Linked DNA regions of Mus musculus: regions 2 and 3 are each linked to region 1. The links are chromatin loops, found by intact Hi-C in ENCODE. Cell type or tissue: heart. All regions are shown on one strand.

Evidence for each region. A loop is a pair of places that touch in the nucleus more often than their neighbours do. Peaks named below come from ENCODE experiments on the same cell type or tissue, not always from the same donor. Only the 100,000 strongest peaks of a DNase experiment are listed, where the experiment ranks them.
Region 2: a loop joins it to region 1, with 6 times the contacts of the local background. A loop is called at or near these places in 23 of 42 quality-filtered maps.
Region 3: a loop joins it to region 1, with 21 times the contacts of the local background. A loop is called at or near these places in 4 of 42 quality-filtered maps.

What each region holds. Positions count from the first base shown.
Region 1 is chr7:43,670,378-43,674,377 of GRCm38, forward strand. It overlaps Ctu1 (cytosolic thiouridylase subunit 1), which reads left to right and starts at 1,654. Exons shown (of 3, transcript NM_145582.1): 1 at 1,654-1,698. It also overlaps a transcript of Siglece not described here. In heart, no CTCF peak of the experiment used is centred here; a DNase peak (open chromatin) is centred at 1,534; H3K4me3 peaks cover 2,132 bases; H3K27ac peaks cover 1,784 bases.
Region 2 is chr7:43,577,218-43,581,217 of GRCm38, forward strand. It overlaps Zfp719 (zinc finger protein 719), which reads left to right and starts at 2,369. Exons shown (of 4, transcript NM_172482.1): 1 at 2,369-2,549. In heart, no CTCF peak of the experiment used is centred here; DNase peaks (open chromatin) are centred at 2,404 and 2,824; H3K4me3 peaks cover 1,931 bases; H3K27ac peaks cover 1,752 bases.
Region 3 is chr7:43,441,933-43,445,932 of GRCm38, forward strand. Cldnd2 (claudin domain containing 2) reads left to right here. Exons shown (of 5, transcript NM_028849.1): 3 at 234-374; 4 at 919-1,038; 5 at 1,285-1,388. The coding sequence ends at 1,358. It overlaps Etfb (electron transferring flavoprotein, beta polypeptide), which reads left to right and starts at 2,140. Exons shown (of 6, transcript NM_026695.3): 1 at 2,140-2,272. The coding sequence starts at 2,216. In heart, no CTCF peak of the experiment used is centred here; DNase peaks (open chromatin) are centred at 970, 1,629 and 2,129; H3K4me3 peaks cover 2,731 bases; H3K27ac peaks cover 3,030 bases.

The DNA.
Region 1 (4,000 bases):
GCAAAATTAAGAAGGTTGAGAACCACGGAGCTGAACCCAGGCTGGTAGCTCAGGGCCGTAATTCCAGCTACTTGGAGGACCGAGGCAAAGGATTATAAGTTTGAGGACTGCACTGGCCACATGGCGAGACCCTGTTTAAATTTAAAAAGCATAGAAGTGGTGCATTCTGGGGCTATAGCTCAGTATTAGAGTGCTTACCTAATACCAATACTGAGGAGTTGGGGCATGGCTCACTATTAAAACCTCTGCCTAGAGTTTCTCCAATGAGGTGCTGGGAATATACCTAGCTTAGTAATAGAGCATCCACTTAGAATCCCCTAATGAGAGGCTAGGGTGTGGCACAGTGTTAAAACCCCTGCCTAGAATTTCCCAGTAAGTTCCTGGGTAGTAAGTGGCTCAATAATCGAGTCCCTACCTAGAATCCCCTAGTGAGGGGCTGGAGTGTGGTTCGTCGGTAGAAAGCTGTCTGAAACTGGAGAATGATCCACAGTAGGAATGCTTTTCATTTCAAGTGCATAAACAGCAAACTGCAGAAAGATAATGGGGCACCAGGTCAGACATGAAACAAACATCCAGTAGAAACAGACTGGGGAAGCTGGGAACCACACACAGTCTGCAGGAGGCTGAAGAAGAGGATCCCAGGAAGACAGACTCCCAACTAACCATTCCCACCACAGATGTCCTATGGGATGAGAAGTAGCAGAGGTCTCTGGGAATGGGTCCCATCCTATCTGTGTTCAAGGATACACTATTTTTCTTCTAAGAACTTACTCTCCTGTTCTTAAGGAAGTAGCGTTTCCACTTTATTTGGCTGTTCTCTTTCACTTTCTCACAGGACCAGGAAGCCGGCTGGTGACTGAGGAAGCGGTCTTGGAGAACGCTTTAAGACAAAATGCTTGGGTCTAAAGTCGGGCTGGGACGCCAGGTTCCCGGTGACCTTAAACAGTACAAGACGACAATTTACTGATGTGTATTACAATAGCTTACATAGCTGTGTGTCATCTGGACTCCTTCCACCTTTGTGAGAAAGGAAGGAAGGAAGGAAGGAAGGAAGGAAGGAAGGAAGGAAGGAAGGAAGGAAGGAAGACAGAAAGGGGCAAGATTGCATACACCTTTTATCTTAGCACTCTGGAGGCAGATGCAGGTGGGTCTCTGAGTTCAAGGCCAGCCTGGTCTATATGGCTAGTTCCTCCAGGACAGCCTAGGCTACATGGTAAGATCCTGGGGAGAGAATCAAAGAAAGAGAGAGCAAGGGAGAGAGACACAGAGAAGAGGGAGGGGGAAACAGTAACAGAGACTGAGAAGCAAGCAAGTAGCAGAAGTATATGATAGTCCACAAAACTAGGAAATTATACTGCAGCCATTCTGATTTCAACCACTTCTGATTTCAACTTCCCTTCTGGTGACCTCGCGTTGCCGGACAACATCAGGATTCTGGGCTCGGTTCCCAGGCCCTGGTGTGCGCCCTACAGAGTCGGCCCGTGGGGAGGCATTTGGCAGAAGGAAAGCTGTACTCTCAAGTGTTTCTGGGAATTGGAGTCCAAGCTGCTGTAGAGTTACAGGCCCGCGTCTGGAGCTGTTGCATTCTGGAAGTCGTAGGCAAAGCAGTTCAAGGCCTTATGGGAATTGTAGTCCCAGGGCATTTTTCCGCTCCAGGCTTCCGCGTGGCAGGCAGAGTACTCAGCTCGTTCCACTCAGGTTAGTGTTCCTCTTCCTCCGGTTCCTACGGGCTTGGGGCCATGGTGCCACGGGAGAGCTGAAGGTCTTTCTAGAGATTTGGCACTCGCTTTTATGATTGTCAACTCGCGTTCTGGCCAGGATCTCCTAGTCTGGTCTCTTGCCAGGCCGCTTTGTTCATTTGGTGGTAACAGATCATCTGCCTTCTCTTGCCCCTGTTAAATATGTTCTGGTGACGCCTCTTCTGCCCTTTAGGAGAGTTGGCCACCCGGAGGCACCCCTGAAATTTGTTTTGTAGATCAGGCTAGCCTGGAACTTGCAGAAATTCAACTGCCACTTCCTCTTGAGTGTTGGGATTAAAGGCGTGCACCACCACGCCTGTTATTACCTCGGGGGTTTGCCGCCAGTCTGTACACAATTCTTTCCCCCATCATCCCAGATACTTACTTAATTAGCATAAGCCCTGTTCGCTCCGTCAGCTAAAGACTACTGATATATCTATCAACCAGGTTCCCTCCATGATCTCAGGGCTACTACTGATGTGGTATCCCCCTTTTCTGTTTCTGCGTGTGTCTGTAAGCTACTCCTTACAATAGCAACCCCCTCACAGGATTAGATGACTGAGAACAGAGAGTGTATTTACACGCCATTCTGCATAAATGCGGGGGTAGAAGGTGGTGGGCACTCTCAGGAGACAGATAAGCCAGGCAGAAGGGACAGATTTGGGGAGCACTTGAAAGGTGCCCTGCAAGGATCCTAAGTGGGTCGTTAGGAGGTCAAGCCTGGAGGCACCTCTGAGCCTGATGATTCTAGGGCTTGCTGGGCAGGGCGTGAGGAGAAGTGAGGAGAGACTGGTGTGAACCTAATCCGGGCGAGAGGAAGGGGAGAAACAAAGGCTGAGGAGGATAGTTCAAGGGGCAGTGCTCAGCCAGGAGAGTTAGGGGAGTCTTGAGGGCTGCTTGCTGGGTTCAGTGATCAGAAAGAACTCTTTGGGCCAGAGGAAAGGAGTGTTCCTGGGATACTTGAGAGCATTCTGGAAAGGAGCCACGGGGCCTCCCAAGCATCATTCACGGACCTGTCAAAAAGGTAACTGGGCTGGATCTGCAGGTTGTTATATGCAAATTGTCGTGAAGGAGGGGAGGCCAAGGCAGAGACCAGTGACCCAGACAAGCAGGCTGTGCCAGTGTTCTGAGTTGTGCAGGATAATCAAACAATGAGGGTCACCTTAGAATGTAATCGGGCTCCAAGGCAGCAAGGAGGTCCAGCCTCAATGAACTGAACGTCAGGCTCTTTCTTTTTATTTAGCGTTTACTTTAGGTTGTGTCTCCTTTAGGACAGGTACTTCTGGGCAGCAGAAAAACTTTTAAAATAAAATAAGAATTAGGTTGCATAGTTAAATAATATGTGAAGATTTAGGTGGAGGTAGTCTTTTTTTTTCTTCACAAAAGTTGTTTTTTTTGGGGGGGGGGGTTAAAAAGTTTCTCAAACCAAAACTCCTCATCAAAGGAAACATCACACCCCTGAAACTTTGGTCCCTCTTGTGGACTGTTTGCTGTACTCAATAATGCAAGACATCGCATATGTATCAGGACTGTCTTGTACCAAGTCATGCCAAGGCCCTAAAGCTCCTTCAGAAAACAACTTCATAGACAATAGAAAATGATCTACGTCTTCTGCGATGACGTCTTCAAGGTCAAAGTACTTCTAGAGAACAATTCATTTTGATGTCTATTCTTGGTACACTGAAAGACAACCATTTCATTCTAAAGTTTACCCTAGATACAGCGATTTACTAGAATTCTTTTTTTTTTTTTTTTTTTGGTTTTTCGAGGCAGGGTTTCTCTGTATAGCCCTGGCTGTCCTGGAGCTCACTTTGTAGACCAGGCTGGCCTTGAGCTCAGAAATCCGCCTGCCTCTGCCTCCCAAGTGCTGGGATTAAAGGCGTGCGTTACCACTCCTGACGAGTTACTAGAATTCTACTGCAGCCCTGGCCATGGAGTAGGTGGGAAGTGTCTGGCATCTGAGGCCACAGAAGGATTGGCTGTATCCTTTTAGGGGATCTGAGCATGAGTTCTGAGGATGGACTAGGGACCTTTGGAGAACAAGTCAAGACTGGACTTTGAATTTTGAGCCCCACACAGGATGAGTGACCAGAGTGGTCCTAGACCTCAGGGCTTCTAGTCTGAGCATCTGGAAGGACAGACCTGAGCTCCACTGCAGGACACCATTCGGTGAAAGGAATCAGGGAGGTCGGAGTTGAGATGCAGTGCTCAGTGGTACCGGTCCTGACCTCATGGAAGTTCCTGACAGTAAACAAATATTT
Region 2 (4,000 bases), 93 kb before region 1:
TACAGTCAATTTTTTTTAAAGCGTTTAACCTCCTTAGCTAACTTCTTACCTGCTCAGAATGGCCGTCATCAATGGACAGCAAATCTGAGGATGTGAAGAAAAGGGAGACTTTGATGACTCTTTGAGGGAATGTAGTTTGTTACAATGAAATCAGTCTGGGGTTTTGTTCTTGTGTTTAGTTTGTTTGACTTGTTTTGGTTTTGAGACAATAGACCTCACTATGCAACATTAGTGGTAGTTTCTGAAATTGAAACTACTCAATCATGTAGCTAACCTCTTCTGGATATATACCTGAAAATCTCTTTCATACCACAGAGATACTGACACATCCATGTTTACCACTACTCTTCACAATAGCAAAGAAATGGAATACGCCCAGATGTCCATCAATATAGATGGATGTATAATGAAACTATAGTATAAATGCAGTGGGATTTTATGAGTCATAAAATGAAATTTACAAGGAACTTGATTCAACTGGAAAATATGAGATGAGGTAATTCATGAAGACAATGACAACAAGTTCTCTTTCATATACAGGTACTAACTTCTGATTATATATATTTATATACGTGTGAATGTATGTGTGTATGTATGTACACACACACACACACACACACACACACACACACACACAATTGTCTCTATCAGCTCATCATTTCCATGAGTCAAGTGCTTCATCTTCCTGGTGAACTAGCAGTGGCTCAGGACACAAGATAGATGAGCATTGTTTATTGACTAAAGAGGGAAAACTATTGAAAGAAATTCCGGGCTGGGCATGGTGGCGCATGCATTTAATCCCAGCACTTCGAAGGCAGAGGCAGGGGGATTTCTGAGTTCGAGGCCAGCCTGGTCTACAAAGTGAGTTCCAGGACAGCCAAGGCTACATACCCTGTCTCGAAACAAAACAAAACAAAACAAAACAAAACAAAACAAAACAAAACAAAAAGAAATTCCGGAAGAACACGTTGGTGCCTAACTTATCATAATTTTGCTCTGTGGTGATGGATGGCTGAGTCCACTCTTTTGGGACTCCTGAGGTGTATCTTTGATGATGAAACTGTTTCCTAAATCATTATTCCTGTAGTCTGTTCTCAGTGGGAAGCTCTAGACTATGTGTGAACTGGGCATGATTGCACATTGTTGTAATCCTAGAACTTCCCTGGTATAGACAAGATCAGAGTAACTTCAAGGCCAGCCTGGTCTACATAGTTCCAGACCAGTGGTTCTCAACCTTTCTAATATTTTTCATTGCTACTTCATAACTGTAATTTTGCTACTGTTATGAATCATGATGTAAATATTTTTGGAGATAGAGGTTTGTCAAAGGGGTCATAACCCACAGGTTGAGAACCACTGTTCTAGACTGTCCAGGGCTAGAATGTGTTTAATATGGAGATAACTCACACAATTTTATACTTTATTCTTATAATGTACATTAGGTCTACTAATTTATTCACTACAGTGCTAGGTGTTTTTCCCATTTGACTAGTGTCCCTGTTTATCATTATTTCCACTGCCCACCTAGTTCTACATTATTTCTATTATGCGATTTAGAAGACATTTTACTTCTAAGTAAGAACAGGTTTCTATCCTCTGGGAACCGTGAGATGCCTCAGTATGACGTAAATGATGGCTTATCTCAGTTTCTCACCGTTGGTGTTCCATATGACTTACCTCCTGTTTCCTAATAACCCCACATAGTTTTCAATTTTTGAAAAATTAGAAAAGGCCAGTGTGGTGATACACATCTTTAATCCCAGCACTCGGGAAACAGAGGCCATGAGATGTCTGAGAGTCCAAGGCCAGAATGACCTTCATGTCCGGTTCCAAGCCAGTCAGACCAATATAGTGAGGTCATCTCAAAAATAAGAACTTCTTTCAATTCTGGTGAAAATCAAGAGAAAGTTGAAGAAAAAGAGAAACAGATTAAAAGCACTTGTTGCTCTTGCAGCTGTCCTGGATGCTATAAACTCAACATGCAGGCAAAAATACATAAAGTAAATCTAATAAAATACAGGGGAAAAAAAGGTACATTTAGGAAGATGTAATGTTACAGTGTCTTAGAATTATATACACATACAAGACGTTAATAAATCCCCTAAGCATGTGAGACAGCCTTGGACTTTCACCTATCACATTCTTGTCGGCTGTATGGAACCGTTGCGCTTTGATGCTTGCCTCTGTGTCACGGGAGTGTGGGTTCAGCCATGGCACTTTCTAGGAAGAAGTTAAAAAAAAAAAAAAAAAAATCAGAAACCACCAGATGAGCCATAATAAGTACTGGCAAGACAGACTTCCGCCAGTGGTGGTGCGCATGCGCGCCACCCAGGGCTACGTGGTAGTGAACTGAGGGAACCCTTATTCAAATCGGAAGTGGCCTAGAGTGATCACATCCGCTCAGATCTTAAAGTAGTTCGCCTCTCCTGTCGTTGCCAGGGTAGCGTGGGTGTTTGGAATCCGAACCCATGGAATTGTGGGTGTCTGTGGGCGGAAGTCTCGCAGTCCTGGCGTGCCGTGTGCAGAGCTTCTCTAAGGTGTAATGTGAGGTGAGTGGATGTGGAGCAGAGGACGCTGTGCTGCTGAGCGCCGGTTTGTGCTGAGTGATGGTTGAATCGGCCCCAGGGGGGGATGAGGTGGATAAAGTGGGGGTCGTTCGGTTCTCTTTCATTCTGTTCCTGCGGGTTTTCCGCGTCTGTATTTTGTCACTTCCCAGTATGCTGTCCTGTGGGATTTCCCACCGTCGTCCGTGAAAATTACCATGTGAGGGCATTCGGGGCAGGACTCAGTGAGTGGGCGCTGCAGCATCCGGGAGCTTCAGGGCGAGGACCTTGAGATGGCTTGTGATCCGCTCAGTCTGTGATTGGCTTAGGAGTCAGGCGATGGAGCTTGAGGCCAGTGTAGGGTGCTTTGTGAGGGCGACCGCGTCGCTTTCTGGGCTGTTTGAGTAGCTGGTAACTGGAGCCCTGGCTCCTGGTCAAACACTGGCCTTCGAGAGGAGATAAACTCCAAAGAGTAAGAGAAAACGGGGAAATGAATTTATTTACGTTTGGTCCAAACTGGAGACCCAGTGCCCTCCATCTCTGTCAGCCTAAGCAGTATTAGCAATAGAAGGCACTGCCTAGAAGCCAGGAGATGTGTTTAGGTATATTTAATGTGGTCACAGTTATCTAAGCGGGGACATAGCCTTGGGGCTGCCCTTAGGTGTTCTGGATATTTCCTTTCCCCCGTATGCAACTGAAGACAGAAGAAAGATTTAAGAAAAAACTAGTCATTTCAGTTACAATTGAAAGTTTACATAAATACTGCAGTCCTTTGCTGATGTGAGGTCTGATCGGAGGTTTGACTTGTGCCTGGGATCTGTGAATTTGGCAAGGATTGGTAATTGGCAGTTACGCAGAAAGGTGCTGCTGTAAAAAGATTGTAAGGCAGAAGCCTGGGTTCCTGCATCCAAACAGGCAAGGGCCAGCCTCATCCAGTCTGCCTACTGAAGAGACCAGTGAGGAGGAAAGGCAGGAGAGTGGAGATGTGGGTCAGCAGTGTTGGGTTCCCAGCACCCACACCACATGGTGCCTTGGAACTGCCTGGTGGGACGATTCCAGGGGATCCGTGTTCCCTTCTGGCCTCCCAGCTAATGGTGCACAGACAAAGACAGACAAAACACCCACACACGTTTCATTTTTAAATGTTTGAATAGTAAGAATAAATCTTTAAAAAAAAATTTTTTTTTCCGTTAATGTTGGGCGAGCTGCCTTCTCCAATTATTCCCCACCTCCTAAAGAAATGTTAAGGAAAAAAAGAAAAGCAGAGGTTGAGACTCCATACAGTGGTAACGTTGAGCAGGCGGAGAGGTAAAGTGACCTAGTGGCCCCATGTCTGTCTCTAGTGCACAGATTTGAGGTTAAGTTTAGAAATCAAGCTTTATGTATTAAAGTAGTGCTGCAGGTTGTGGTGGCACATGACTGTCCTGTAATCTTAGCACTCTGCACTCGGAGGCTGG
Region 3 (4,000 bases), 230 kb before region 1:
TCTCCCCAGGCCTGCCTTGCTGTCCTCTCCCTACCAAGTCCTCCGTTCCCATAGGAACACCTGTTTCCAAAATGCAGTCAGATGAGCTCTAGATACTCATGGTGTGTGTGTGTGTGTGTGTGTGTGTGTGTGTGTGTGTGTGTGTGTGTGTAGGGGTGAGGATGGCCAGAAGAGCCCAGGGATGTTCTTTCATGGCACCAAGGCGTCTAGCTGATGCTACCCTGTCTCTCCAGACACCGTGGCAGTGTCCGCAGCGTGCATGGTGTTGGCAGCAACCTTCAGTATTGTAGCTTTGGGGATCGGGATAAGGATTCAGTGTCGAGAGGCAGAGTCACGACGTAGCCAGAATACCATTGTCTTACTTTTCCTCAGCGGTGAGAAGGCAGTCACCCCTATGTAGGAGGGGTGGTGGTGGTGCTGGTGGTGGTGGCAATTCTGAAGGAGTTGGGCCGAGAGAGTTTGACTGCCATGGTTAGAAATGGGAGGGGCCAGGGGGCAGCTGACAGTGGGGATGTTTCTGACTCTTTTCTTCTGCTCTTGGGACTCTTCGCCTCCTGTTGCGTTCTCTTGCCCATCCTCCGTGGGCTTTTGCCTTGTCTCCTTGTATCTCTTTTTGTCCTGTTTGACTGTCCTCTCTTGGAGACCTACTCTACTCTGAAGAGGAGGAAGTGTGGGAGGGGAGATGAGGGAAGCTGGGAGACGTTGAGGGAGAGGAAACTGTGGTCGGGATAGATTGTATAAAGGAAGAATCTATTTTTAATAAAAAAAGAAAAGAGGAGGAGCAAGAAGCCCACGAAGGTGAAGCCAAAGGGAAGCTGGGCGTGGTTTGATAAGTCAGAGACAAGGGCAGTTCTGAGGGGTGGGCTTGGGTGCAGCTTCTACCTGGCCACGCTCACCTGACGGGTGGGCGTGGCCCAGGGTTGCTGCTGCTGATTGCCTTGGCCGTATACACTTCAAAGAATGCCTGGAAGCCAGAAGTCTTCTTCTCCTGGTCCTACTTTTTCGGATGGTTGGCTTTACCCTTCTTGTTTATTGCGGGTAACCAGCACGAGGGGAAGAGGGTGGAGACTACCCCTCTAGAGGACTCCCCTCCCCAGAAACTTCCCAGTCACCTATTCTTCCTAGCAAAGTCCACAATAACTTCCAGTGACTTCCCCGCCCCTGCACTCCAAGACACCCGATGGAAACGCCCTTGGAACCCCCATCCCTAGCTCCCAGGCAGGCCAGATCATCCGCCCCATAGCCCACCTTCCTTCCCCGGGCTCTGTACTCCCTTCCTGCCAGGCTTCTGCTTTCTGCTTGCCGACATGATCTTGCAGAGCACCGAAGCCATCAGCGGATTCCCGGTATGCCTATGAATGCGGCCTGCCTGGGGCAGAATAAAGGAATGGCTTTTAGCCTCGCCCCTGCGTGCTTTTCTGCGGAACGTAGAGACAGAAGCTTGGAGACTACAGAGACACGGATAAAGTGGCTTGTAGAGAGTTAAGGAGGTCAGAAGGAATGTGGGAGGGTAGGAACGGAGACTTGAACCCTGTAACGAGGTGTGTACCCTGGGGATTTGCAGATGCGGAAGCAGGGAGAGGGTGTAGGGACAAGCTGACACCGGGTAGTCCTAGCGGATGTAGGCGTAGAAGAAGGGGCGGGGACGAGCGCACCCGGGGAATGCACGGGGAGAGAATATGGGACTCGGGAGAGTCATAAAGCACGCAGTCGCGGGAGGAGGTGGGGATGAGCGGACACGGGAAAATCACAAGGAAGTAAAGTGTAGACGCAAGGATAAGGAGGGAATCTGCAGAAAGAATGCGGCGGCAAGCAAGTGAAGGAAGGCCTTGGGGGCGTAGGAAAAAAGGCACAGGGTGCGCGTGGGAACACAGACATGGGGGCTTGGAGTGCTGAGAAAGGAGGGATCTAGAAGTGAATTGCAGATCTGGGGACAACAGGAGTTACGAGGAGAGCATTAGGATAAATAAGCCCTCAGCAAACTTCACTCCTAGGAATGCCCTTTCCCCTACTTCTGTGCAACGCCCCCTCCACCCAGCGGTCCGCCGTGGACCCCGCCTCTCCCTGAATTCCGCTTCCTATTGGCTTTTTCTGAGTTGTGCGACGGTTGATTGGTCGGTGTTGCGGCGCGCAGGCGCAGAGACAGATACGGGGCGGAGTGTGTGACTATCTGGATTAGGAGCAACCTGACCCGGCCAGTGACTGCTGCAGGAAGATGGCGGAGCTGCGCGCGCTCGTGGCTGTCAAGAGGGTCATCGACTTCGCTGTGAAGGTGACTTTCCCCACCCCGACTAGGTCCCAGCACCCTGAGACCGCAGCTATGAACGTCCAAGAGCAGGAGCGTGCCCCACATAAGAGAACCTTTCAAAAGTCAATTTCTATTGCCCTTTGACCCGACGTCAGTCATACTTGGAGCAAAAATCAAGGGCTGTGAGATTTTGACAATCAGATCCTTCTGAGGTGACGACCCTTTTCCCCTCTCTCTCAGTCCCTTGATAACTGTGGGCTGGAGGAGTCATGGTCCCTATTTAACACGTGGAGAAACTGAGGCACAAAACTGGCACTTAGCAAGAGAGAATCAGAATAGAGAATTCTATGTGGGGCCTGCGGTTTCATCACTCATTACCTTGCAGGCTGCACTGTCTGCTCTAAATGTACAGCCACATGGAGAGCCATCTGGTTCCATGGGACTCAGAAAGCGCCTCACCCATATAGCCATGGGATGCTTGTCGACAGTTTTTTATTTAGGAAGGGAAGGAGACCTGTGCTTGCTGGAGAAGCAAGTTCAAAGGAGCCAGCTTAACTAAGACTTTGGAGTGTCCGTGAGCAGTCTGAGGGCAGCACCCCTGAGGCCCTGGGTTCTCCTCAGAGAGAAGCTGCTGTAGCCAGCATTGAATCAGACTGGGTTCCCAGGCCAGTCTCTCAATGCTTAGCCTAATCTGTACTGAAAAAAAGATGGTGGCAATTCATGTTTGTCTGTCCCCATTGTCCTGTGATCCCCCTTTGTGTCCTTCAAATTTCCTAGCATAAGGAAGATGCACCCAAGAGACCCTCTGAGATAGGTAAAAACGGGCTATATCATTTAATACCACCATCTACGTACCGCAGTTGAGGAATGAGACAAGAAGGATTCAGGAGACAGACTCAGACTTAATGTCCATGACCCAGACAGCACACATGGAAGTCGGCACAAAGCACCAGCAGATATAATTCCTGTACAGAGATTGATCCCTTTGTACAGCTTCTGTACTCTCAATCGAACAGGGTGGTTGAGGAAACCCAGGCCCGTGGAGGCCCTGTTACTTGCCAGATGCCTGCCCCCTGCCCCCAAGCTGGGTAAGCAGCAAGAATCAGGAGTCTGGGCAAGTCTGACTCTCTGCCTGTTTGCTAGAGAGAAAACGGGTTGGCTTGAGGTGGCTTCTAACAGCCTGTGACAGAGATGGTGCTTCCAGGTTTATTGAGATACATGTGGGTTTGTGGGCAACTCAACCACCATTAATTTGTTTGTTTATTTATTTATTTATTTGGGTGTGTGTGTGTTGATGGGAATTAAGCCCATGACCTTCCAAGTGCTAGGCCAGACCAGCACCACTGAGCTATAGCTCCAGTCTTTTTCCATTTTATTTTTAAAATTATTATTATTATTGACAAGGTATTTTTATTATAATTTAAATTTCTAAAATGATTTATTATTTATTTTTATTTTATGTGCATGGATGTTTTGCTTGCATGCATGCATGCGTGAAGGTGTCCAATACCCTGGGGCTAGTGTTTACAGACAGTTGTGAGCTACGATGTCCATAGCATAGGTCCCCTGGAAGTGCTCTTACCCACTGAGCCATCTCTCCAGTCTCCTCTAATTAGGCCTATGTGTGTGGATATGCACATAGAAGAAGTATAGGTGCCCCTGCAAGCTGGAGTAGAGCATTAGCAAACCCTGAAGCCAGTTATAGGTAATCGTGAGCTGCCTGATGGGTGTGTCAGGAACTGAACCTGGGTC